2 separate regions of the Homo sapiens genome follow, and region 2 is linked to region 1. A link is a contact called in ENCODE Hi-C or POLR2A ChIA-PET data. All regions are on one chromosome and are shown on one strand. The core of a region is the stretch at or near the end of the contact, and the rest is flanking DNA. Distances in the headings are between cores, read along the strand shown.

What was found. Hi-C counts contacts between places; a loop is a spot of excess contacts on that map. ChIA-PET counts read pairs that join two places held with the same protein, here RNA polymerase II (POLR2A). Pooled maps may share reads with other maps.
Region 2: a loop to region 1 is called in a pooled map, with 4 times the contacts of the local background. The contact joins two enhancer-like sites. A Hi-C loop is called at or near these places in 1 of 50 pooled maps. POLR2A ChIA-PET finds 5 or more read pairs at or near these places in 2 of 52 experiments (GM10248 and activated CD4-positive, alpha-beta T cell).

Annotation. Positions count from the first base shown.
Region 1 is chr19:6,157,594-6,164,308 of GRCh38, reverse strand. ACSBG2 (acyl-CoA synthetase bubblegum family member 2) reads right to left here. Exons shown (of 15, transcript NM_030924.5): 6 at 3,014-3,094. All of the region lies in intron 2 of LOC105372255 (a long non-coding RNA gene), which reads left to right. Among named protein-coding and RNA genes, the nearest start is that of ACSBG2, 25 kb to the right of the region's middle. RefSeq lists a silencer at 2,765-2,824. Within about 2 kb of position 2,893, at least 4 of the 41 ENCODE cell types and tissues checked have a DNase peak (open chromatin) inside an H3K27ac peak, as active enhancers do.
Region 2 is chr19:5,824,630-5,831,344 of GRCh38, reverse strand. It overlaps NRTN (neurturin), which reads right to left. Exons shown (of 3, transcript NM_004558.5): 3 at 3,021-3,596. The coding sequence ends at 3,172. It overlaps FUT6 (fucosyltransferase 6), which reads left to right. Exons shown (of 3, transcript NM_000150.4): 3 at 1-937. Among named protein-coding and RNA genes, the nearest start is that of FUT6, 12 kb to the left of the region's middle. RefSeq lists silencers at 2,235-2,284, 2,985-3,314, 3,485-3,554, 4,353-4,647 and an enhancer at 2,922-3,610. Within about 2 kb of position 3,189, at least 30 of the 41 ENCODE cell types and tissues checked have a DNase peak (open chromatin) inside an H3K27ac peak, as active enhancers do.

The DNA.
Region 1 (6,715 bases), core at 1,644-4,143:
GGAAGAGCACACACAAGCCCTCTGGGGGAACCTGTCCTTTCTCAGAGATGCCCCTAGGTCTCCCTACAAAGGGTGTTCCTTCAAAGGCCGGTAGAAGACCCCCGGCTTCCACAGCCACAAATGACTGGATTGGGATGGGCACCAGACCCATGCTGGTCCAATCCAATCCCCTGTCTTGGAGATCTGGGTTGGTCCTCAGTCTGTTGGGCACACAGATGCCAAGCATCACAACTGGCACAGTTCATTGTCTTACTCGGCCATTTTCCTTCCCAAATGTCACAGTCCACTTTCTCAGTCTCATTCGTTTTTGCTCATTTCTGGGTCCTAAACTAAATCTTTTTCTTTCTTTCTTTCTTTTTTCTTTTGAGACAAGAGTCTTGCTCTGTCACCCAGGCTGGAGTGCAATGGCGTGATCTCAGCTCACTGCAACCTCCACCTCCCAGGTTCAAGTGATCCTCTTTAGCCTCCCGAGTAGCTTGGACAGGCATGCACCACCACGCCTGGCTGTTTTTTTTTTTTTTTTTTGTATTTTATTTTATTTATTTGTTTATTTGGAGACAGAGTCTTGCTCTGTCGCCCAGGCTGGAGTGCAGTGGCGTGATCTCCGCTCACTGCTCTTGGCTCACTGCAACCTCTGCCTCTTGGGATCAAGTGATTCTCCTCTCTCAGCCTCCTGAGTAGCTGAGACTACAGGTGCGTGCCACCACGCCCGGCTAATTTTTGTATTTTTAGTAGAGGTGGGGTTTCACCATATTGGTCAGGATGGTCTCGAACTCCTGACCTCAGGTTATCCACCCACCTCGGCTTCCCAAAGTGCTGGGATTACAGGCATGAGCCACCACACCCAGCCTTTTTTTTTTTAGATGGAGTCTCGCTCTTTCGCCAGGCTTGAGTGCAGTGGCACTATCTCGGCTCACTGCAACCTCCGCTTCCCGGGTTCAAGTGATTCCCCTGCCTCAGCCTCCTGAGCAGCTGGGACTACAGGCGCATGCCACCATGCCCAGCTAATTTTTTGTATTTTTTAGTAGAGACGGGGTTTCACCATGTTGGCCAGGATGGTCTGTACCTCCTGACCTCATGATCTGCCCGCCTCAGCCTCCCAAAGTGCTGGGATTACAGGTGTGAGCCACTGTGCTTGGGCGATTATTATTATTATTATTATTATTATTATTATTATTATTATTATTTGTATTTTTAGTAGAGACAGGGTTTCTCCATGTTGGCCAGGCTAGTCTCGAACTCTTGACCTCAGGTTATTTGTCCACCTCAGCCTCCCAATTACAGGCATGAGCTACTGTGCCCAGCCTAAACAGAATCTTAAAATGGTAGGTTCTACTCTCCCTTGCAGAGGAGTAGATGCCCTTCTATGTGACTCTCCCCTATAAATTAGCGTCTTCAACCAGGGGTGATACTACTCCACCACCGCCCACCCTCCCCCCACCAGGGTATATTAGGCAGTGTCTGGAGACACTTTTGGTTGTTTCAAGTGGGAGGCAGGGGATATATTCCTGGCATCCAGTGAGTGGAGGCCAGCAATGCAGCTCAACATCCTACAGGGCGTCGGACAGCTCCTTAGAGAATTACCTGCCCCAAATGTCAACAGCAAGGAGGTTGAGAAACCCTGCTGTAAGTGTTATTGCTAACAAAGTAGTCTTTTAAGTTATCCGAGACTTAAGACTGTTGCTGTAGTGGTCACTTTGAACCTCTAAAAAGTTTGTAATTTTTTTTTTTTTTTTTTTTTTGAGACGGAGTCTTGCTCTGTTGCCCAGGCTGGAGTGCAGTGGCGCGATCTCAGCTCACTGCAAGCTCCGCCTCCTGGGTTCACGCCATTCTCCTGTCTCAGCCTCCCGAGTAGCTGGGACTACAGGCGCCCACCACCACGCCTGGATAATTTTTTTGTATTTTCAATAGAGACGGGGTTTCACCGTGTTAGCCAGGATGGTCTCGATCTTCTGACCTCGTGATCCGCCTGCCTCGGCCTCCCAAAGTGCTGGGATTACAGGTGTGAGCCACTGGCGCCCGGCCTTTTTTTTTTTTTTTTTTTGAGACAGAGTCTCACTCTGTTGCCAGGCTGGAGTGCAGTGGTGTGATCTCGGCTCACTGGAACCTCCGCCTCCCGGGTTCAAGCGATTCTCCTGCCTCAACCTCCTGAGTAGCTGGGACTACAGGCACGTACCACCATGCCCAGCTAATTTTTGTATTTTTAGTAGAGACGGTGTTTCACCATGTTGACCAGGATGGTCTCGATCTCCTGAGAAGTCTGCAATTCTAATTGGTTGTCTTAGTCATTGTTATAACAAATTTTGGCTTGGGTATAAATAAAATATTTAAACTTAATGTTGTTAGTTTTAACATAATTTTCAACTTTTTAGTATATTGTTTAATTATCTTAATGTTCTTGGGAAAAAATTAATAACAAAATGACTGATTTTTTTTAGCCACCAGTTTTGGTGGTGATTTGTTGCCCAGCAGTAATTAGCCAGAACAGACACTGTTCATTAATCAGTCCCTTCATGCCAGAAGGGAAAAATGCGTCCCAAAGGTCCCGCCTACGTCCTTTTGCTAGGCCCCCACGCATTGCTCACCTCCCATTTCCCTTTGCAAAGGCCACATCCACTTCCCTTTGCAAAGCCCCACCCACTACATTTATGAAGCCCCACCCACATCCCTTTGCAAACCCCCACCTACCACATTTGTGAGGCCCCATTCCATCTCTGCTTACCTCCCACTTTCTTTGAAAGGCCACACCCACTTCCCTTGTAAGGTCACACCCCCTCCCTCTGCTCACATTTCACGTCCTTTGAAAGGTCACACCCACTTTCCTCACAAGGCCCCACCCACTTCCTTTCCTCACCTTTCACTTCCTTTGAGAGTCCCCACCTACTTCCTTTGAGAGTTCCCACCCTTGCCAGGTCCGACCTCCTCCCTCTGCTCACCTTCCACTTAGGCCACGCCCACTTTTCTTGCAAGGCCCCGCCCTCCCCTTTCCCCAGTGCCCACCTCCCACACTTACAGAGTACAAGTTGTTGTTCTTCTTCATTGGCAGTCTGTACTGGATGATCGCTTTTAGGGGCTCTAGGCTGCTCTGTGGAATCTGAAAGAAAGTTCCCTGTGGGCTTCATGGCAACCCAGCCCTGGGAAAGACTAAAGCTGGGTTAGATGTCCTAAGTAAGCTCTCTCCAGCAACTCTAGCCTCTTTTTTTTTTTTTGAGACACAGTCTTGCTCTGTCGCCCAGGCTGGAGTGCATTGGCCCAATCTCGGCTCACTGCAACCTCCGCCTCCCGGGTTGAAGCCATTCTCCCACCTCAGCCTCCTGAGTATCTGGGATTGCAGGCATGTGCCACCATGCCCAGCTAATTTTTGTATTTTTAGTAGAGCCGGGGTTTCACCGTATTGGCCAGGCTGGTCTCGAACTCCTGACCCCAGGTGATCCCCCCGCCTCGGCCTCCCAAAGTGCTGGGATTACAGGCGTGAGCCACTGTGCCCAGCCTCCAGCCTCTTTTCTTCCCCTGCCCACACTATAAAATGCTGCTATTGGTCTTGACTGACTCCAAATGACTTGGTTTCAGGACTCCTGGATTCTTTGTAGTCCATATCAGTAGCTTCCAACAGTGTCGGTAGAGGATGACAATAGTCTGCCCGAGACAACACATCTCTGACCAAATTATGCTACACAGAATTGTGGATCTTGGTTGATGAGCTAAAAGAAGTCCCTCATGGCTCTTCCTTTTCCAGGACTTTGCACCTTGCAGCCCAGATTTAGCTAACCTTTTACTCGGAGTCAGGCAATAAAAATCCTTCATGAAGTTGGCTGGAACCTGGACAAGTGCAGAGCCCTCTACCCATACCTAGCACGGTAAGGTTCAGGTGACCTGCGGGATTCTTTTTTCTTTTCTTTCTTTCTTTTTTTTTTTTTTTGAGACGGAGTCTCACTCAGTCACCTAGGCTAGAGTGCAGTGGCGCTATCTCAGCTCACTCCAAGCTCCGCCTCCTGGGTTCATGCCATTCTCCTGCCTCAGCCTCCCGAGTAGCTGGGACTACAGGCGCCCGCCACCATGCTTGGCTAATTTTTTGTAGTTTTAGTAGAGATGGGGTTTCACTGTGTTAGCCAGGATGGTCTCGATCTCCTGACCTCGTGATCCGCCCACCTCAGCCTCCCAAAGTGCTGGGATTACAGGCATGAGCCACCACGCCCGGCCCCTGCGAGATTTTTATACTCTGTTCATGCCAAAGAAAGCGGGATGGGGTCTCTCTATGACACTTCTAGCCAATCCAATGAAAAAGTTACTTGCAACATCCATTTTGCTAATCATAACCACGCCTCTGGCATGCATTGGAGAGAAAAGATGGCAGAAGCCCGTATAGCAGCTGGACAGGAGTTTTCCAGAGAGAAGAAGAAACAGACATTCAAGGAGCCTGGGGCAGGCAACAGCTTGGGATGTCTGAGGGATACAAAAAGTCCAGGATGGCCAGAGTGGGGACCCAAGAGAGTATGATAGGGGAGGGGGCATGAAAGAATGGTGAGGCCCAGATCAGCGGAGCCTTGGAGGCAAAGATGAGGAGTTTGGAGTTTATTTAACTCCAACAGAAAACCGCTAGAGAATTAGAGGATTATAAGCAGAGGAGGATCTGTGATTACTCCCCCAAATAAAGATCTCCAAGTGGAGCTGGGCATCCAATTTGGGAGAAGCATGTCAGGAACCTGGTTTTGAATCTTCTAGACCTAGCAACTGGAACAATAAATCCTCCACAGACTTCACCTTCAATGAAACTAGGAGTCAGAAATAATTCAGATATTGCTTTATTCACTTAATGCTGGACCTGCTAGAACCAGGACAGAAATCCACAGCAGCCAGGTGGGTGTAGAGGGGAAGGTTGTGTATGTGGCATTTTCCAGTTATGGAAAACTCAAATTAAGCCAGCATTCCCAGCTGGAAGAAGGACCCCACCCACCCACCAGCACCCACCCCATAGTGTGTTCTGCTAGGAAGAGGACAAACAGGTATGACATGAGTTTTGGGAACCACCGATGCATCACTTAAGAAAGTAATTTTGTGAGCAGTGGTTCATGCCTGTAATCCCAGCACTTTGGGAGGCCAAGGCCATTGGATCACTTGAGGCCAGGAGTTCAAGAGCAGTCTGGCTAACATGGCGAAATCCAGTCTTGACAAAAAATGCAAAAATTAGCCCGGTGTGGTGGTGTGCACCTGTAGTCCCAGCTACTTGGGAGACTGAAGCATGAGAATCACTTGAACCTGGGAGGTGGAGGTTGCAGTGAGCCAAGATGGCGCCACTGCTCTCCAGACTGGACGACAAAGTGAGACAGTCTCAAAAAAAGAAAAAAACAAACAAAAAAAGAAAAGAAAAGAAAAAGAAAAAAGAAAAGAATTTTTAAAAGCTCTAGGCCAGAGGTGGAGGTCTGTCCTTCCTGAACCAAGTCAGGAATTAGGAGTCAAAGGAAGCCAGGCAGGAGAAAGTGTTGTATTTCACTGAGTCTAGCTAGGATTTCATTGAATCTGGAAACTGTACCCAAATTTCGGAGAGAATAAAATGTGAGAAAACATATGGCCAGTAGTGATCAGAGAATGCCATCAATGAAAAGACACATCTCGACTCCAGAGATGTGAAAAAGTGAAGAAATGAGTGACTCAGAGTCATGAAATCATGTATTCAAGAAACAGTCACAGTGGTCCTTGAGCTGAAATGAACCTAGCCATCTAGGCTCACCCCTCCCAGGGACTCCCCTCCTCTCCAGGACCCTCCTGCCAAAAGCTGATACAGCAAACTGCAGCTCATTCAAACATGTAGGAAATTTAAAGTTTCGACAATAGCCATACAAAGACACTACAATGAAAAAAAAAAAAAAACGTAAGACAGCAGCTAAATTTCACTGTACACAAATAAAACTCACTGGATAATTTCAACACAATGCAAAAGAAAATTGTAACCAAGGCCAGGTGCAGTATCTCATGCCTGTAATCCCAGCACTTTGGGAGACCGAGGCGGGCAGATCACGAGGTCAGGAGATCGAGACCATCCTGGCTAACATGGTGAAACCCTGTCTCTACTAAAAAAATACAAAAAATTAGCTGGACATGGTGGCAGGCACCTGTAGTCCCAGCTACTCGGGAGGCTGAGGCAGGAGAATGACGTGAACCTGGGAGGCAGAGGTTGCAGTGAGCTGAGATTGTGCCACTGCACTCCAACCTGGGCGACAGAGCGAGACTCTGTCTCAAAAAAAAAAAAAGAAAAAAAAAGAAAATTGTAACCAAACATTCCAACATAAAACTAAAAATGTAATGAAGCAAACACAGCTAGAAAGGAAGAACACAAAGCAAACATACAAGCACTCAGGGAAGAGACAGCAGGACACTAGAAAAAAATGAAACAGGAAGGGATAGAACTTAGGCAAGAAATAGAAGAGAACAACAAAAGCATCTAGAAATGAAGACAATGACAAGAAATGAAGAAAATTATATAGTAGCATGGGCTTGAAATCATCACACTTCTAAAAGAAAAAATAATTAGCAGTGGGATGTATATAAAATAATACATAAATATATTAATACTTTTACTTAAGTGGGGGCTTAAGGTTGGGCATGGGGGCTCATGCCTATAATCCCAGCACTTTGGGAGGCTGAGGCAGGAAGATCAATTGAGGCCAGAAGTTCAACAGCAGCCTGGGCAACATAGCAAGACTCTGTCTCTACAAAA
Region 2 (6,715 bases), core at 1,940-4,439, 330 kb after region 1:
GCTTCACCTGCCTGGGGATTCACCTACCTGGGTCCTCACTTTCCTGGGGCCTCACCTGCTGGAGTCTTCGGTGGCCAGGTATGTCCCTTACCTGGGATTTCACATGCTGGCTTCCAGGAGCGTCCCCTGCGGAAGCCTGGCCTGCTGGGGATGTCTCCTGGGGACTTTGCCTACTGGGGACCTCGGCTGTTGGGGACTTTACCTGCTGGGACCTGCTCCCAGAGACCTTCCACACTGAATCTCACCTGCTAGGAGCCTCACCTGCTGGGGACCTCACCCTGGAGGGCACTGGGCCCTGGGAACTGGCACCCATGGGGCCCCACCCATGAGTGATGGTTCTGGCTGATTTGTTTGTGATGTTGTTAGCCGCCTGTGAGGGGTGCAGAGAGATAATCACCGCACCGTTTCCAGATGTAATACTGCAAAGAAAACCGATGATGAGGCCGGGTGCGGTGGCTCACACCTGTAATCCCAGCACTTTGGGAGGCCGAGGCAGGCGGATCACAAGGTCAGGAGATCGAGACCATCCTGGCCAATATGGTGAAACCCGTCTCTACTAAAAATACAAAAATTTGCCGGGCGTGGTGGTGCATGCCTGTAATCCCAGCTACTTGGGAAGCTGAGGCAGGAGAATCGCTTGAACCAGAGAGTCGGAGGTTGCAGTAAGCCGAGATCGCGCCACTGCACTCCAGCCTGGCGACAGAGCGAGACTCTGTCTCAAAAAAAAAAAAAAAAAAAAAAAAAATTAGCTGGGTGCGGTGGCCGGTGCCTGTAATCCCAGCTACCCAGGTGGCTGAGACACAAGAATCGCTTGAACCCAGGAGGCAGATGTTGTAGGGAGCCATGATCGCACCACTGCACTCCAACCTGGGCGACACAGTGAGACTGTCTCAAGAAAAAAAAAAAAAGGGGGGAGTGTCCCTTTCTGAGTGTGCAATTCTGTGTGGAAGGTGACTGTGTAGGATCATGGGTCCTGCCTGCTGAGCCCTTATGGGTGGTGATCTCTGTGTCTTGTGAGTGTGCTTGTGTGTGTGTGTGAGAGAGACCCTCATCCGGTGTGCCGATGCGCTGATGACAACCGCAGCCCCAGGGAACTGCAGGGGCTTCTCGGTTTATTTATGTTCCAATTCCCTGGTGGGCTGGGCCCGCGCCCTGTGGTTGGGACGCTGGATCTGGGTGGGAGACAGGAAGGCCGAGGTCCGGGAGGCCCCGGAGGGTGGGCAACACTCACACACACATGCACACTGTGGCAGGGGAGCTTCGGGGGGGCGGCAGACCCCTGATGGTCAGCTTTCTCGCTGTGTGTCCTGGGCTGAACAACACTCCTCTCTGAGGCCAGGCCATCTAGGATGGGGAAACTGAGGCTCGGAGTAAGCGTCACTTGGGCTTCCGCAGCGTCTGGGAACTCCGGCCTCTCTGCGGAGGCCGGGCTGAGTCGGCCCAAAGGGTGGAGGAATCCACCACCTTAAACCTCAGAGTCAGAAGACTGCGGGGGTAGGCGGGGACCCCAGCCAGCGGCAGCCCTGAAACTGCTTCCCAAGCAGATCACCCGCCTGGCCGCCAAGCCCTGCTCTCAGGGCTCCCTGGAAGTCCTGCTGATTAGCCGCCTTGAGTGTCTCCAGCTGTAGCTGTGGGTCCCCGGGAGCCAGGGGCTAGGGATGTTCCTTCATGGCTGGGTGATTCTCCCTGGGGGCGGTTTCCGATCTGCGCCCTCCAGCTTTGCGGGGGGTGGGGGGATGCGGGCTGAGCCTGGGAAGGGACACTGTGGTTAGAGGGTGGTCCTAAGGGCAGACGTGTGGGAAGGAGGGGAGGGGGCCCAGCTAAGGAGAAGGGTTGTAGCCTTGGGAACCCCCAGTCTGAGGGGCAGGAGGGGAGGAGTCTCGCCTCGCCGGTGCCTGCTCTGGGCTCGCAGTGCCCGCCCCTTCCCCGCCCCTCAGACCGACCGTGGGACCCGCCGACCCCTCCCGCGCTCTGGCAACCCAACACCCGAGGCCTGCCAAGCATCAAGGTGACACCGTGGGGAAATCTAAACACCGAGCCGGGCTTTTTCCATACTCCGCAGGGGCTCGTCGTAAATCCCCCCCGTGGAGGCCCGGCCAGGGCTTTTATGGGCCGAGGACCCAGGTCTCTGGGGACCCAGCTCTACACCAGCAGGCGCCGGCTTCGGGCTGGATGGGGCTGGCGCCCGCCCCAGGCCTCTCCCCGCCGGGAGGTGGGCAGCGTGCGGGTATTTTTAGTAGCTGGTGGAAGGAGATAGTGGCTTTCAGCTCACCCTGGTGGGCGAAGACCGGCCCGAGGAGGCCGTCGGATAAGGGAGGCCCAGGTCCACCTGGACCTCACTCTCCTCACCCCCAGAGTGGCTCCCCCTTCCTAGAAACCCACATAGCGGGATCAGTGCGGACAGGGAGACGCTGGGGAACTGATTCCACCTGGATCTCAGGCTCCTCACCCACAGTGTCTCCCCCTTTCCCCCTCTCCAGAAGTCCACACAGCAGAGAGGTGCAGTCAGGAACAAGCTGGGGAAACTGGGTCCACCTAGACCTCAGTCTCTTCATCCCAGAAGCGAGAGGTGCAGTCAGCGACAATCTGGGGAAACTGGGCCCACCTAGACTTCAGTGTCTTCATCCCAGAAGCCCGCACCGCGGAGAGGTGCGGAAGGGAACAAGCTGGGGAAACGGGGTCCACCTAGACCTCGGTCTCTTCATCCGAGCGTAGCTTCCCTTTCCCCTCCCCAGAAGCCCACACAGCGAAGAGGTGCGGACCGGAACACGCTCGGGACGGGCAGAGGGACCCGTAGGGAGGCAGGAAGGACGGTCCCTGCCAACATAGCCCCATTCACCCCATTTTCCTTTTTGTCCGCCATAAACTGGACCCACTTTGCATCTACCCTTCCCCCAAAGCAAACAGCATCCTCCCACTACCCTGCAGCTGGGCCCCCCCCACTGGTCCCCGCTTTCCCGGTGGAGACGGCGACGTGGCCCACACGCGAGCCCCTCGCCGAGGATGAATCACCAGCCAGCTCGAGTTGCCACACTTTATCTCAGTACAGTTATCGCGAGAGTCCCGGGGCCGCGCCGGCGTGCTCTACGCACGCGCAGTCTTTCGCGGGGCCGGCCAGTGGTGCCGTCGAGGCGGGGGGAGTGGCCGCCGCGCCGGCCGAGTGAGGTAGGGTCACACGCAGGCGCACTCGCGCGCCGACAGCTCGTGCACCGTGTGGTAGCGGCTGTGCGCGTCCAGGAAGGACACCTCGTCCTCGTAGGCCGTCGGGCGGCAGCAGGGCTGCGCGCGCACCCGCTCCCGCCGCAGGCGCCGCCGCTGGCGCAGTCGTCGCAGCCCGAGGTCGTAGACGCGCGCGGCAGCCTCGCAGGCGCCTGCGCAGTAGCGGAACAGCACCGTCTCGTCGGACGCGTAGCCCAGGCCCAGCTCGCTCACGCGCACCTCCAGCTCGCGCAGCCCGCAAGGCCGCGCCCCCAACCGCGCACGCGCGCGCCGCCGCCGGGGCCCCGCCCGACGGCGCGGACCTGGGGGCCGCCCAGCCCAGGGCGTCAGCTCGCGCAGCTCCATCGCATCCGGGGCCCCCTGCAGGAGTGCACGGTCTGCGAGGGGAGGAAGAGAAAGGAGGGGGGGTCAGTGGGTGCAGGGGGTGGGAGGGAGCCCCCTACCCTCTCTGTACCCCTGCAAACGAAGACCCTTGCTGGGACGCCAGGCCTAGACGGCTTCTCGTCTCACTCCCAGGTCCCAAATTTCCCCACCCTCTTGCTGAGCTGCTCATGCACCCTCTCTGGGCGGCACTGGGGGGCACGTACACACTCACACCCCTACGCTGGTCCAAAACCCCTTTCTGAACCCTGAGCCTATATTGGCTGCCCAGAACCTGGTCCATCCTTTCTGGGCCGCTTTCCAGCCCGTCTCACCTTGAGCTGAGCTGACCGGGGTCTCTAACTCACCTCCTCTGGGCCCCTCTCTCACCCCATTGCTGCTCCATTCTCCTCGTCCTCCATCGCAAATCTATCTGGACCCCGCCCCTATGCTGGGCTGCCCCAGGACACTGGTGCATCCTCTCTGGGCAGCACTGGGGGGCTGCTTCCCATGCCCTATCCCTCTTTAGTGAGGTTGTCATAGGTCTCTAGAGCCCCCTCTTCAGGCCCCGACGTCTGCTCTGAGGCCCCGGGCTTTTCAGACTCCCTCCATCCCCACTGCCCCGCTGTGCAGTGGAGCCTCAGTTTCCCTATCCAAGAAATGAATCGGGGTGTTTGGGTTTCTCAGAATGCAGAGGAGCAGCAGGTACCGCAGCCTACTGCATCCGAAGCCTGTGTGGGGACCCCACTCCATGGAGTGGCAGCAGCTACTGTCAAGGCCACCCCCATGTGACAGGTGACAAAACGGACCATCCCAAGGTCACATCATTAGCAGGTGGCCGAGAGAGAGCGACAGAGGCGGGCTTAAAGGTCATTCTTCCTGCCTTCATCGTTCACCCAAGTTTGGCCCAGGTCCAGCCGCTTTCTCCCACACTCGCCAGGAGGTGCCCAAGTCACCGATTCCCAGGGCCTGGCAGCCTAAATTTATTACCCAAGCGGTGGCTCCACCCCCAAACTCGGAAGCCCCGGGAGAGAACTGCAGACGCTGGAATGACAGGCAGCGCTGCTGGCGGACCTGCAGGCAGGGGACTCCCAGCCCCAGAGCAGGTGGCAGTCACGCTTGTGGTTGGGAGAGGAAATCTTTAGTCCCCACCTGCCCCCCGGGCTGGTGCACCTGGCTGTCAAAAGAATGAGCCTCTGGGTGGCCCTGGGGAAGGAGGGGCTGTCTGTCTCCTGGGGTTTGGTGGGGGAGGAGATGTCTGTTCCCACAGGGGGTCTCAGAAACGAGACAAACCCAGCCTCAGAGCATGACTCTGCCACTTTCGCCACTTGCAACCTCAGGCCTCAGTTTCCCTGTCTGTCCCATGAAGCTTCCATGATCTCTGTCTTGGCCGGGGCTGAGAGGGTGGGAAATCGGTGCGGGGGGTGGGCGATGACTGAGCAACCTAGTCCGTGTTCTTTAAGCCCCGGAGCAGGACTGGAGTGGCCAGGACTGTGCTGGGGGGTTAGGGGGCACACCCAACCCCAGAGGGGTGCATCGAAGCAGACATTTGTGGGCTTGCCCGATACAATACAGGTGCCCGGCTAAATCTGAATTCCATATAAACAATGAATAATCTTTTTTTTTTTTTTGAGACGGAGTCTCGCTCTGTCGCCCAGGCTGGAGTGCAGTGGCGCGATCTCGGCTCACTGCAAGCTCCGCCTCCCGGGTTCACGCCATTCTCCCGCCTCAGCCTCCCGAGTAGCTGGGACTACAGGCGCCCGCCACCACGCCCGGCTAATTTTTTTGTAATTTTAGTAGAGACAGGGTTTCACAGTGTTAGCCAGAATGGTCTCCATCTCCTGACCTCGTGATCCGCCCACCTCGGCCTCCCAAAGTGCTGGGATCACAGGCGTGAGCCACCGCACCTGGCAACAATGAATCATCTTTTAGGATGTCTGTCCCTGCCTCCCTGCAGCGGGGCTGGCTGCTTGCACAGGGGCTAGAACACAAGGTCCCCAGCCTGAAATTCCACCAGGAGCCTAGAACATGGGGACTTGGGGAGTCAGTGGCCACTCGCTTTTTGCAGTAGGGCAGACAGGCACCCGCCCATGGGCCCTGACCCTCCGCAGTGCCTGAAATTCCTCCATTCGTGCTTTGCCCCCCGCACCCCAAGTCCTGGAGCACTGGATTTTGGGGGTCCCGCCCGGGTCTCTGTCCCAGAGTCCTAGGAAGGACTTCACGCCGCTTGCAGAGAGGGAAGTGGTGGGAGGACAGAAGTGGAGCTCGTGCTGGAGGCCACCCTTGTGCATTGTAAGGACAAGAAAAGAGGATTGTGTGGGCTGGCAGGGGCGGGCGCAGACGCGCACATGGGCGTACTCGTGGCCCACACCCAAAGGCGCTGCACACGCACCCTGCCGGCATCCACGCCTCAGATGCCCGCGCAGGCGCACGCATGGACATGTGCGTGGGCACAGGGGTCAGGGCCCACGCACCACCCTCACCCCACAGCACCTGCGGTGGGGCAGGCATTAGGGATTGGTGGGGAGTTGGGCGAGGGTCTTGCCCTCAGGGTGGGCATTTCTGTGTCCCTATAGCAGCACTTTTGCCCGTGTCTGTGCCCCCAGCCCCGTCTCTCCTCTCTCCACCCCTCCTCACCCCTTCGAATCTCTGGGCCTTTCTTCCGGTTTTTAGCTCCTGCTCCATCTCCCGCCTCCCCTTGGTCCCTGTCCCCTGGGGCAGGTCACTGGGACCTCAGATCCAGCCTCTCTCTCCTCCCACCGCCCCCCCTGCTGCGCCGCGGGGGCCAACCAGGCGAATGCCCAGGTCTAATCTCCATCTGGCCCCCACGGGACCTCAGGGCAGAGCCTAATTCCTTGTGACAGCTGAGCCGAAAGACCCCAGTTCCCAGAAGTCACCCTAGCTCCACCAGGCCATTGGGGGAATTTGCAACCTCCCTCCACCCCATCTTTTTTTAGAAAATGTATTTATTATTATAATGTTTTGAGACAGAATCTTGCTCTGTTGCTCAGGCTGGAGTATAGTGGTGCAATCATAGCTCAATGCAGCCTTGAACTCTTGGGCTCAAGTGATCCTCCCACCTCAGCCTCCCAAGTAGCTGGAACTACAGGCGTGCGCCACTACACCTGGCTAATTT